2 separate regions of the Homo sapiens genome follow, and region 2 is linked to region 1. A link is a loop called in an ENCODE intact Hi-C map of the cell type or tissue named here. Cell type or tissue: mammary epithelial cell. All regions are shown on one strand. Each heading gives the region's core, and the rest is flanking DNA. Links, peaks and the distances in the headings are about the cores only.

Region 1 (5,373 bases), core at 301-5,300:
GTCTCAAAAAAAAAAAAAAAAAAAAAAAAGAATGAGAAAGAGTTCCTTTTGTTTTCTGAATGTTATTTTTTCCTTTTTTGTATGGATTCTCTTCCCATTTCATGGGTGCAATATTATCTCTCTGTCTTTGGAAATATTAATCATAGTTTTTTGATGTTTTGTTCTGTTGTTTGCATTGTATGTTTTGTAAACCAACAAGTGTCTGAGACAGATCTCAGTCGATTTAGAAGTTTATTTTGCCAAGGTTGAGGACACGCTTAGGAAAAAGAAACACAAACCACGGTAGGATCTGTGGCCTATGCTTTTTTCCAGAGAGGGTTTTGAGGACTTTAGTGTTATATTAATTATTAATAAAATTAATAATATCACATTAATTAACTATATTAATAGTCCCTTCAGGACTCTGTCTCCCCTTGACTTCTGTGACATCATACTAATCTTATTCTAGCCCTGTCTCTTTTTCTCTCCTCTTCTGAGTTTCTTCCTCTGCCTCCCTTTAAAACACATCAATGGTTGGGTGTGGTGGCTCACACCTGTAATCCCAGCACTTTGGGAGGCTGAGGAGGGTGAATCACCTGAGGTCGGGAGTTCGAGACCAGCCTGGCCAACATGGTGAAACCCCATCTCTACTAAAAATACAAAAATTAGCCAGGCATGGTGGGCACCTGTAGCCCCAGCTACTCGGGAGGCTGAGGCAGGAGAATCGCTTGAACTGGGGTGGGGGAGGTTGCAGTGAGCCAAGATTGCACCACTGCACTCCAGCCTGGATGACAGAGTGAGACTCTGTCTCCAAAGAACAAAACAAAACAAAACAAAACAAAACAAAACAAAACAAAACAAAACACATCCATGCCCCTTGGGGCTTATTCTTAACCTTCGTCTCTTCCATAGTGAGAGTAAACTTGCTAGAGTTCCCCACACACCATGCTTTCTTAGGCCACTGTGCCGTGGCCAGGCTGTTCCTTGGGTCTGTAGTGCCCTTTGTCCTTGGTTGCCTGATGAACTCCTATACATCCTACAAAACCTGGCTCAGGGCTTATGCCCCCTGCAAATCTTCTCTTGAGTCCCCTCTGAGAGAATTAATCACTACCTTCTCAGTATGACATTAAAACACGTTATTGCATGTATTATAAATGTTTGGGGAGTTTTTATATATTCATGTGGCCAACAAGGCAGGAAAAGCAGGCTTCCCTTCTGTCTGGATTTTAGACTGCATCACAAAAAATTCACATTTATCAAGGTAGGTGGAGAGGATACCAGGGAGGGTATAGCAAGAGTATACTTCACTCCAGGCTGAACCCCCTGAATTATTCTGAGGTGGCTGCACCTGGAGTTGGGAGTGAATATCATTTTGTTACAGGCTGTGAGATTCTTGGCTCCCTGGACTCCGCAAGGCACCTTGGGAACCTCAATATCCTTCAATAGTGGAAACGGGAATTTTCTTCATACCTCGGTCTCCTGAGGCATCAGGGACCATCCACTCACTCCTGGCTCCACACCTCCCTCTAGGGTCAGCCGCCTTCTCTCCAAGCTCTCTCCACTTCTCAGTGTCACTGTTGGCCACGCCCAGAGAGGAGCAGGGGCTACTGCAGCTGGTGTCTCTTCCTGGGATGAAGCATCTTGAAGTCTTTAGAGACACTTGTGCACACACTACAGGCCTCCTTCCCATGTGTGTCCTTGAATGGGTTCCAGAGGGTCTCTGAGCCCGCTGGAATTGGTGTGGAATAGCTTTTGGCTTTTCAAAATGATGTGTGTGAATGCTTTTGCATTGCAAAAGTTTTCAAAGGAAGCTTGAACCCCCTTCCAAAAGTTAAGAACCATAGAACACTTAGATCCTCAAGGGAATTCTGGGATTACAGGGAGACCTCACTTTAAGAAAGATAGACAGGTCCAAAGCAACTATGTTGGAGTTACAGTAACTGCATTGCAAGACGCTTCTCTCACATGAACTGTATTTGTTGCTCTCCAAGCTTTAGCCCTGGAATCCACCCAGATCACCTAGCTGTGAACAAGCGTGCAGGGAAGGTTCAGGGAGTGATGAATAAGAGGCTGGGACTGGAAACACTTTTGATTGTTTATCATGTGGGTGGAGGGAGGAGGGACATTCACATACAATCAGCCACTTTGAAAATTTCACACCCAAGCGATCTCAGGCATATAGTCAGTCACAAACAAGTCACCCACACGTTCTTTCCCTTTCTCTCTCTGTTTCTCTCTCTCTCTTCACACACACACACACACACACACACACACACACACAGGCACGCGCACACACATGCACACACATGCACCAAGGCTCACCAATGCTCCCTCTGGTGGCAAGAAGAAGAACTTTATCTCTTTATTCCAGGAATAGAAATACAGCTCCCGGGACTAGGTCAGCCAATGCCAGGTTTTTCTCACATAACCCACACGGAGTACTGAAACAAAATTCACAGTTTTATAATGCCACTGTTTCATGCAGTGCCTTCAGGGCATTTTATTAAACCACAAAATACCTGGAGCTCACTAGCAATGACTGATCTTACACACAATAACTTGGATATTAAAAATTCTTGGGCTGGGTGCGGTAGCTCACTCCTGTAATCCCAGCACTTTGGGAGGCCAAGGTGGGCAGATCACCTGAGGTCAGGAGTTTGAGACCAGCCTGGTCAACACGGTGAAACCCCGTCTCTACTAAAAATACAAAAATTAGCCGGGCGTGGTGGCTGGCGCCTGTAGTCCCAGCTACGTGGGAGGCTGAGGGAGAAGAATCACTTGAATATGGGAGGCAGAGGTTGCAGTGAGCCAAGGTTGCACCACTGCACTCCAGTCTGGGTTACAGAGAAAGACTCCGTCTTAAAAAAAAAATTATTGGTTGAATCCTGTTATTGGCTGCCATTGGACATAATTAAAAATCATACTTTATGTTTTCTTGATTATTTCATCTTTTATGTTATTTTGTAGATGATAATGTGAATCAGGATAATAACAATAATAATCTGCTAAAAACATAGAATGTTGTTCTCAGATTAATAATAAAGGGTGTAAAGTCAGGTCTCAGTGTAGCAGCCCCGGGTCACCAACTTTGAATGAAACATTTATACGCCTGGCCAGGTGCAGTGGCTTACACCTGTAATCCCAATGCTTTGTGTGGTCAAGGTGGGAGGATCGCTTGAGCCTAGGAGTTTGTGACACTCTAGGCAAGAGAGGGAGACCCAGGACCGCTTTACACCCTTTGTTAAGGACTCCAAAGACCTTTTGTTTAAGTCAGTTAAATCTATCAATATTCTCCATATCAGAAATTAAAACTGAGAAAAAAGGTAAACATATATATGTTTGAGACAGAGTCTTGCTCTGTTGCCCAGGGTGGAATGCAGTGGCACAATCTTGGCTCACTGCAGCCTCCGCTTCCTGGGTTCAAGCGATTCTCATGCTTCAGCCTCCTGAGTAGCTGGGATTCCAGGCATGTGCCACCACGCCTGGCTAATTTTTGTATTTTTAGTAGAGACAGGGGTTTCACCATGTTGGCCAGGCTGGTCTTGAACTCCTGAGCTCAAGTTATCTGCCCGTCTCGGCCTCTCAAAGTGCTGGGATTAAAAGTGTGAGCCACCGCACCCAGCCTAAAATATATTAATTCATTTAGTAACTATAATAAGTCCATTTTACATGTTAACTTATTTTATTATATGTCATAAATAATGTAACAATATATTATACATTATAATGTAAAAAATAAATACAAATAAAATATTATTTAATATAAATAAAAGGTTTTGTGATAAAATTACAGAGCAGAAATACCTAGTGAAGAGTGGCATTTTATTACATTTTTACAAATCCTTTTACTTGTCTGGCCTAATAGAAAACAGTTGGATTCTCATATCTGCTTTGCAATCAATCTGTTTGTTAGAAATACAACAAAAAAATATCTAGTCTTGCATAGATATGTAGTCAGAAAACAGAAGTTTTTTTTTCAAGACAGATTCTCATTCTATTGCCCAGGCTGGAGTGCAATGGCATGATCTTGGCTCACTGCAACCTCCACCTCCCTGGTTCAAGTGATTCTCCTGCCTCAGCCTGCTGAGTAGCTGGAATTACAGGTGCACGCCACTATGCCCAGCTAATTTTTGTATTATAGTAGAGACGGGTTTTACCATGTTGGCCAGGCTGGTCTTGAACTCCTGACCTCGTGATCCGCCCACCTCAGCCTCTCAAAGTGCTGGGACTGCAGGAGTGAGCCACTGTGCCCGGCTGAGAGAAGTATTTTAATAGCATTTTCAGAGAATTGTGGATATTCTTGGGTACTACATCAAAACTCGATAAGTGGGAGTTTCTTAAGGGTTAGCTACAATGTACAATCTGAAACCTATCAATAAAGTTTTAATACTCTGGATTTTGTGACATTATGCCTTGGTCATTTGGAGGATATTGATGTTCCGAGTTATGCATATTTTCCAAATGTTGATGCATTTCATACATTAAACAATGATAAACAATTACATTCTTAATATCACCATTGATCTTATCTGAAAAGTCTTTACGTGTTTGGGAACCTGTCAAGCTCATGATGGCAGATAGAACTTTTCAAGATTCAAATTTTTGTTGGAAAGCTTGAATTTTATAATTGGCAACAAGTACTCTGAACTGTTTTCCTTGGAGTTACAGGCTTAGGCTGGGTGCGGTGGCTCATGCCTGTAATCCCAGCATTTTGGGAGGGTGAGTCTGAAGGATCACCTGAGGTCAGGAGTTTGAAACCAGCCTGCAACATGGTGAAACCCCGTCTCTACTAAAAACACAAAAAATAGCTGGCCGTGATGGTGCATGCCTGTAATCACAGCTACCCGGGAGGCTGAGGCACAAGAATCACTTGAACCTGGAGGGTGGAGGCTGCAGTGAGCCGAGATTGGGCCACTGCATTCCAGCCTGGGTGACGGAGCAAGATTCTGTTTCAAAAAAAAAAAAAAAGTTACAGGCTTACTTTGTTCATTTTTGAGAAAATAGTCAAGTCCAATTAACAGTTTTTCTTTTTCTTTTCTCATCTCTTTATTTTTTTTTGAGACAGGGTGCCCCTCTGTTGCCCAGACTAAAGTATGGTGACTTGATCTCAGCTTACTGTAGTCTCGACCACCTGTGCTCAAGTGATCCTCCCACTTTAGCCTTCTGAGTAGCTGGGACTACAGGCATGTGCCACCACGCGTGGCTAATTTTTGCACTTTTTTGTAAAGACGACGTCTCTCCATGTTGCCCAGGCTGGTCTCCAACTCCTGGACTAAAGTGACCCTTTCACCTTGGCATCTCAAGGTGCTGGGATTACAGGAATGAGCTACTGCATCCGGCCAATAGTCCCCTCCCCTCCCCTTTCCTCCTCTCCCCTCCCCTCCCCTTCCCTTC
Region 2 (5,373 bases), core at 108-5,107, 50 kb after region 1:
GAGAGATGGGGTTTCACCATGTTGGGCAGGCTGATCTTGAACTCCTGACCTCAGGTGATCCACCAGCCTCAACTTCCCAGTGCTGGGATTACAGGTGTGAGCCGCTGCACCGGCCTATAATTTACTTCTGAGGAGAAGAACCTTGGGGCTAGTTTTGCCATCTAGATTTTGGGATTATGAGGTGGGGGAAGAGCCTGGGGTTTACTGAATGCCACCTACATGCCAGGACTGTCCTGGGCACCCTCATGAGTCTCATTTTGCTTCCTAACAAGCCCAGTTTGTAGATGTGAAAACTGAGGCTCCGACAGTAAGTTAACTTGCCTGAAAGCACATGGAGAGCAGGGTGATGAGGAAGGAAAATAATCTCCTTTTGCTGGAGGCCAGGTGCTGTGGGTTATGGACAATCCTCTCATGTTACTTTTGTTTCTTTGGGTCCCCCAAGAAGGGAGAACAGGGCTGTGATGACCCTCTCCTCTCCTGTCCTCCCCTCCCCCAGCCTTGCCCGGCAGCAGACTCTGGAGGATGTCCAGAGCTGGGCTGCACCAGTACCTGTGGCTGTCACCTAGTCTTGGCTGCACCCACAAGACTGACAGGAGTGTGGAATGGTGCATCGGAAGACTTAGGTTCTGCTCCCAGCTCCCCCACGAATCAGCTGTGTGACCTTGACAAAATCCCTGGACATCTCTAGTCTTGATCTAAGATCTAAGGGGCAGAGACTGTGCTTATTCCTTTTGATCCCCAATGCCCCAAGCAGGCTCTGGCACATATTAAAGCAGTTATTCAGAGTCTGTTGACTACGTCTGAACATGGAGTCGTTGGACTTCATAGGAATTTATAAGCTTTTTAAAAAGCATAGTGTGCTTTGCTCAGATGATACCTTGGAAGTGCAATATATCGAGTGGATAAAGGTGGTGGTGAGCCGGGGAGGCCAGGGCCTGACATCCTCACCTCCTCCTTGGTGGCCCTGGCAGCATCTCCATTGGGTTAGGTATACTTAGGGTATCTTCCACCTCTATCCTCTGATTCTGTCTCCCATCTTCTGATTCAGACTACCGAGCGTGGAAGAAGCAGAGGTGCCCAAGCCACTGCCCCCAGCCTCCAAAGATGAGGACGAGGACATCCAGAGCATCCTCAGAACACGGCAGGAGCGGAGGCAGAGGCGGCAGGTGGTGGAGGCTGCACAGGCCCCCATCCAGGAGAGGCTGGAGGCAGAGGAGGGGAGGAACAGCTTGAGCCCTGTGCAGGCCACACAGAAACCCCTAGTCTCCAAGAAGGAACTGGAAATCCCACCTCGCCGGAGACTGAGTCGGGAACAGCGGGGCCCCTGGGCCCTGGAGGAGGAGAGCTTGGTGGGCAGGGAGCCAGAAGAGAGGAAGAAAGGGGTTCCAGAAAAGTCCCCAGTCTTGGAGAAGTCCTCCATGCCAAAGAAGACGGCACCTGAAAAGAGCCTGGTCTCCGATAAAACCTCCATCTCTGAGAAGGTGCTGGCCTCAGAGAAGACATCTCTATCAGAGAAGATAGCAGTGTCAGAGAAAAGAAACAGCTCAGAGAAGAAGTCTGTTCTAGAAAAAACCAGTGTCTCTGAGAAGTCGCTGGCCCCAGGGATGGCACTGGGCTCAGGAAGGAGGCTGGTGTCTGAGAAAGCTTCCATCTTTGAGAAGGCACTGGCCTCAGAGAAGAGCCCAACTGCAGATGCTAAGCCGGCCCCAAAGAGGGCCACAGCCTCAGAGCAGCCCCTGGCGCAGGAGCCGCCAGCCTCTGGGGGAAGCCCAGCCACCACCAAGGAGCAGAGAGGAAGGGCCCTCCCTGGGAAGAACCTGCCCTCTTTGGCAAAGCAGGGGGCTTCAGACCCTCCGACTGTGGCCTCCCGCCTCCCACCCGTCACACTCCAGGTTGGCAGTGTCCCGTCCCTCCCACCCTTCTACTCTGCCACCTGGCTGGCACTGCCGGCCAGTCCCACCCAGGTAGTCCCTGGTTCCCTGGCTGCCTCCATCCTCCTACCTGCAGGCTGGCCTTGGAAGTCTCTTCTTTCCCTGCCTGCTTCTAGCCATGGTCAGAGCAGGGAGGCTGAGATGGGGCAGGCTGCTGGAGCTTAAAGGGGCACCAGCTGTGGGGCAGGGAGCATCTGGTGCCCCCCACCATATCCTCATCCAGGGCCTGGGCTCCAGGACCCCGGCAGACTAGTGGGGAGCCTCAGATCCTTCTAGAAGCTCCCCTGGAAAGCTCTGCCTGGTGCCCTGGCCCCAAGGGACTTTGTCTGTGAGCCACTCCCACAGCAGATGAAGGAGGCAGGAGAGAAGGCACAGGGCTGTCTCATTCTCCCCTCTTCCTGCAGCTCCTGGGGTGAGCCATGGGGTTTATGGCTGCCCCGGCTTGATGGGCCCTAGACCTCTTATGTGACACTCCCCCTGCTCCATCCAGGTGAAAATCCCCAGCAAGGAGGAAGAGGCAGATATGTCCTCACCCACACAGCGAACCTACAGCAGCTCCCTCAAACGCTCCAGCCCCAGGACCATCTCCTTTCGGGTGAGAGCCCTGGGCACCCTGGTCTGCGAGCCACTGGAGGGCAAGTGGAGGAAGCCCGCATCCATTACAACATAGGAGCCGTAGGTTAGGTAGGAAGGTCCCCTGGATAGAGAGGAGCTTTGGATTCCCATGGGTGGCCCTGAACAAACAAGGTTGTATTCAGCAGAGGAGAACAGGTTAGTAACCTGGGGGGTAGGTGCCAGTAAGCATGAGCAGCCCCACCTAGTGGGCAAGGCCAGGGCTGCATGAAGACCGGACAGGCAGGGCTGGCCCTGGGCTGCAGGGAGGTCCACACCTGCCTTCATCAGTTCCTGGCCTCACCTAGGAGACTTGTCTAGGAGGGGAGGGGAGGAACAGAGAGCAGCAAGGCTCTCCTACTGCTCCCTGCCCTGCCACTCTCCCAATAGTACAAACTATGTGGATTGGGGAAATCTCGTCTTGCTTTGTCCTGGTGTTTATTCTTGGTTCTTCTGTTCACTGGGTCATTCACTCAATCATTGGGTATCATGCCTCTAATGTGTGCCAGGCCCTGGAGAGGTGGCCCAATAGCGACTGGTGCCCCCACAGAGCTCATGGGCAGTGGGAGGCAGATAGGAAACAGGTGGTTACAGGTGCCCTGCGAAGGAAGTCTGAAGAAAGTCTTCTGACCCATATTAGTGGGTGGGAACCTGTGTCTTCCAGATACAAACAAGGATCTTTAACGAAGGCTTGTCCACATATTTCTTTGGTGGGGTTGACCCCTGGTAGAAGGGGTGGGAGGTCTGAAGAGGAGGAGGACATGTCTTGAGAGCTGGGCTCCTCACTCGAGGGGGCCACCGATTTCCCGGGGACTCCCACACAACAATGCCTTTCCTTCTCATTTCAGATGAAACCCAAGAAAGAAAACTCGGAAACAACCCTAACTCGCAGGTGGGGGGCCTGGAGGCTCTGGTTCTTTCTATTTGGCCATGTTCAGGCTATTTTCTGAGTACCTGCACCCGCCCTCCTTGTGCCAGGCTGTGCGGTAGGGCACATGAGGGGAAGGTGCAGTCCTTGCCCAGGGCTCCAGATCTGGCAGGGGGATGGGATTAACAGGATGAACTCAGGCGGGATAAGATGGAACAAGGATGGGGAAGGATCAGGGAGAGCTGCTCAGAGGAGGCAGGGCTTGGGTGGGGCCCCAAAGGGGGATGAGGGTTTAGCCTTGAGGTTAGGACAGGGAAAGGGGGCTTTCTGGGAGGGAGACCACGAACAGTGTAAGGGAGGGGAAGCCCCTGCTCCAGCAGGCCTGGTTGGGGGGCTGTGGGTCTGCAGGTTTAACAAGGATTCCTGGGCTCGCTGGTGTTGATGCAAGAAGCCTGAGGACTATGCTTTGAAAAAAAAGCAAAACTGAAATAGGATCTGAGAAGCAGATGTGCTTATGTATTAGGAATGTCATCCACTCATGCTGTATTCATCTGCCCCATGAACATTTACTGGAGCCTACTACACTAGGCTAGGCCTGGGGGCTGGGGTGGGGGTGGAGGAGGAGGAGTACAAAGACAAATGACACAGCTGCTGTCCTCAAGCAACTCACACCCACCCAGCAAACCTATAGCAGCTCTCTCAAACATGAGAACATTACATACTGGCCAACCAGGGAGGGACAGGGACACAGGAATATGAACCCAGGGCTAGGAGCTCAGGAGTAGCTGCACCTGCTCAGCCTGTGAGAGCTGGGGAAGGTGTCATGGAGCAATTGATTTTCCATGAACTAGCAGGAAGTTTGCTCATGTAAAACTGGAGGAATAGCATTTTAAATAGAGGGAACAGCATGTGAAAAAGGCAGAGTGAAGAGCATGGTGTCCAGCTGGCTGGCACACAGGCATACTGTGGGGGAGGGAAGGGGAGGGCCCAGATCACTAGAGCCTTGTATGCTGTGCCAAGGCCTATGGGGTCTGAGCTGGAAGGACAGGATCAGATTTGAGGTAGGAGCAGCCATGTGGAGAGCTCACGGTGGCAGGCTGGGAGAGCAGGTAAGTGGCGATTGCTGTGATGGGGAAGACGGAAAGGAAGGACCTGCTTTGGGAGGTGTTTTGCAGTGGAAATGACAAGGTATGGGGGAGAAGGGATGTCCTATTGAATGGGACGTTTCTTGGAAGTGGAGGGAAATCCCTGGCGTCTGTAAGTTCCTCATGTTGGCCAAGTCAACACAGCCTGCTGTGTGATGGAGGGCCACATTCTCTTGGCCACAATGAGAACGTGTGATGGGGCTGCTCCTCAGGCCCTGGGGGCAGGCCTGGTCTCCCTGGGTGTCTCACTTGGCTCGCCTGTTCCATCTTCCATCCTGCAGTGCCAGCATGAAGCTCCCAGACAACACAGTGAAGTTGGGAGAGAAGCTGGAGAGATACCACACGGCCATACGGGTGGGTGGGGGCTTCTCCTGAGGGGCGGAGGGTGCAGGATGAGTAGTGGGCATGGCCCTTTCCCCTCCCCAGCATGGGTCAGCTGTTGGTGTTCTTGGTTCCCAGAGATCAGAATCTGTCAAGTCTCGGGGTCTGCCTTGCACTGAGTTATTCGTGGCTCCTGTGGGTGTAGCCAGCAAGCGCCACCTCTTTGAGAAGGAACTGGCGGGCCAGAGCCGAGCAGAACCAGCCTCCAGCCGGAAGGTGAGGGGCTCAGGCCCCACAGGGTCCTTAGGGTGATTAGCCCTGACGTCTCCAAAACCCAAATCTTGGCTGTGGCAATGCTAGAAAACTGTTTTCATGTGTCAATTAATGTTGGCAGAACCTCCATTTGAGTTCCCATTCACGTTCCTGAGCCCATCTCCTTAGCTGGGCACACAGCTCCCTGGGGGAAGGGGAGGGGGCTGTCCCAGGTATATGTGGC

What was found. Hi-C counts contacts between places; a loop is a spot of excess contacts. Peaks named below come from ENCODE experiments on the same cell type or tissue, not always from the same donor. Only the 100,000 strongest peaks of a DNase experiment are listed, where the experiment ranks them.
Region 2: a loop joins it to region 1, with 11 times the contacts of the local background. A loop is called at or near these places in 3 of 110 quality-filtered maps.

What each region holds. Positions count from the first base shown.
Region 1 is chr1:201,432,803-201,438,175 of GRCh38, reverse strand. No RefSeq gene overlaps it. Among named protein-coding and RNA genes, the nearest start is that of TNNI1, 14 kb to the right of the region's middle. In mammary epithelial cell, for the core only: a CTCF peak has its summit at 2,310 (motif pointing left); DNase peaks (open chromatin) are centred at 2,065 and 2,365; H3K27ac peaks cover 976 bases.
Region 2 is chr1:201,382,854-201,388,226 of GRCh38, reverse strand. It overlaps LAD1 (ladinin 1), which reads left to right. Exons shown (of 10, transcript NM_005558.4): 3 at 1,049-1,892; 4 at 2,422-2,526; 5 at 3,392-3,435; 6 at 4,838-4,910; 7 at 5,016-5,153. Among named protein-coding and RNA genes, the nearest start is that of TNNT2, 7.9 kb to the right of the region's middle. In mammary epithelial cell, for the core only: a CTCF peak has its summit at 2,747 (motif pointing left); a DNase peak (open chromatin) is centred at 2,736.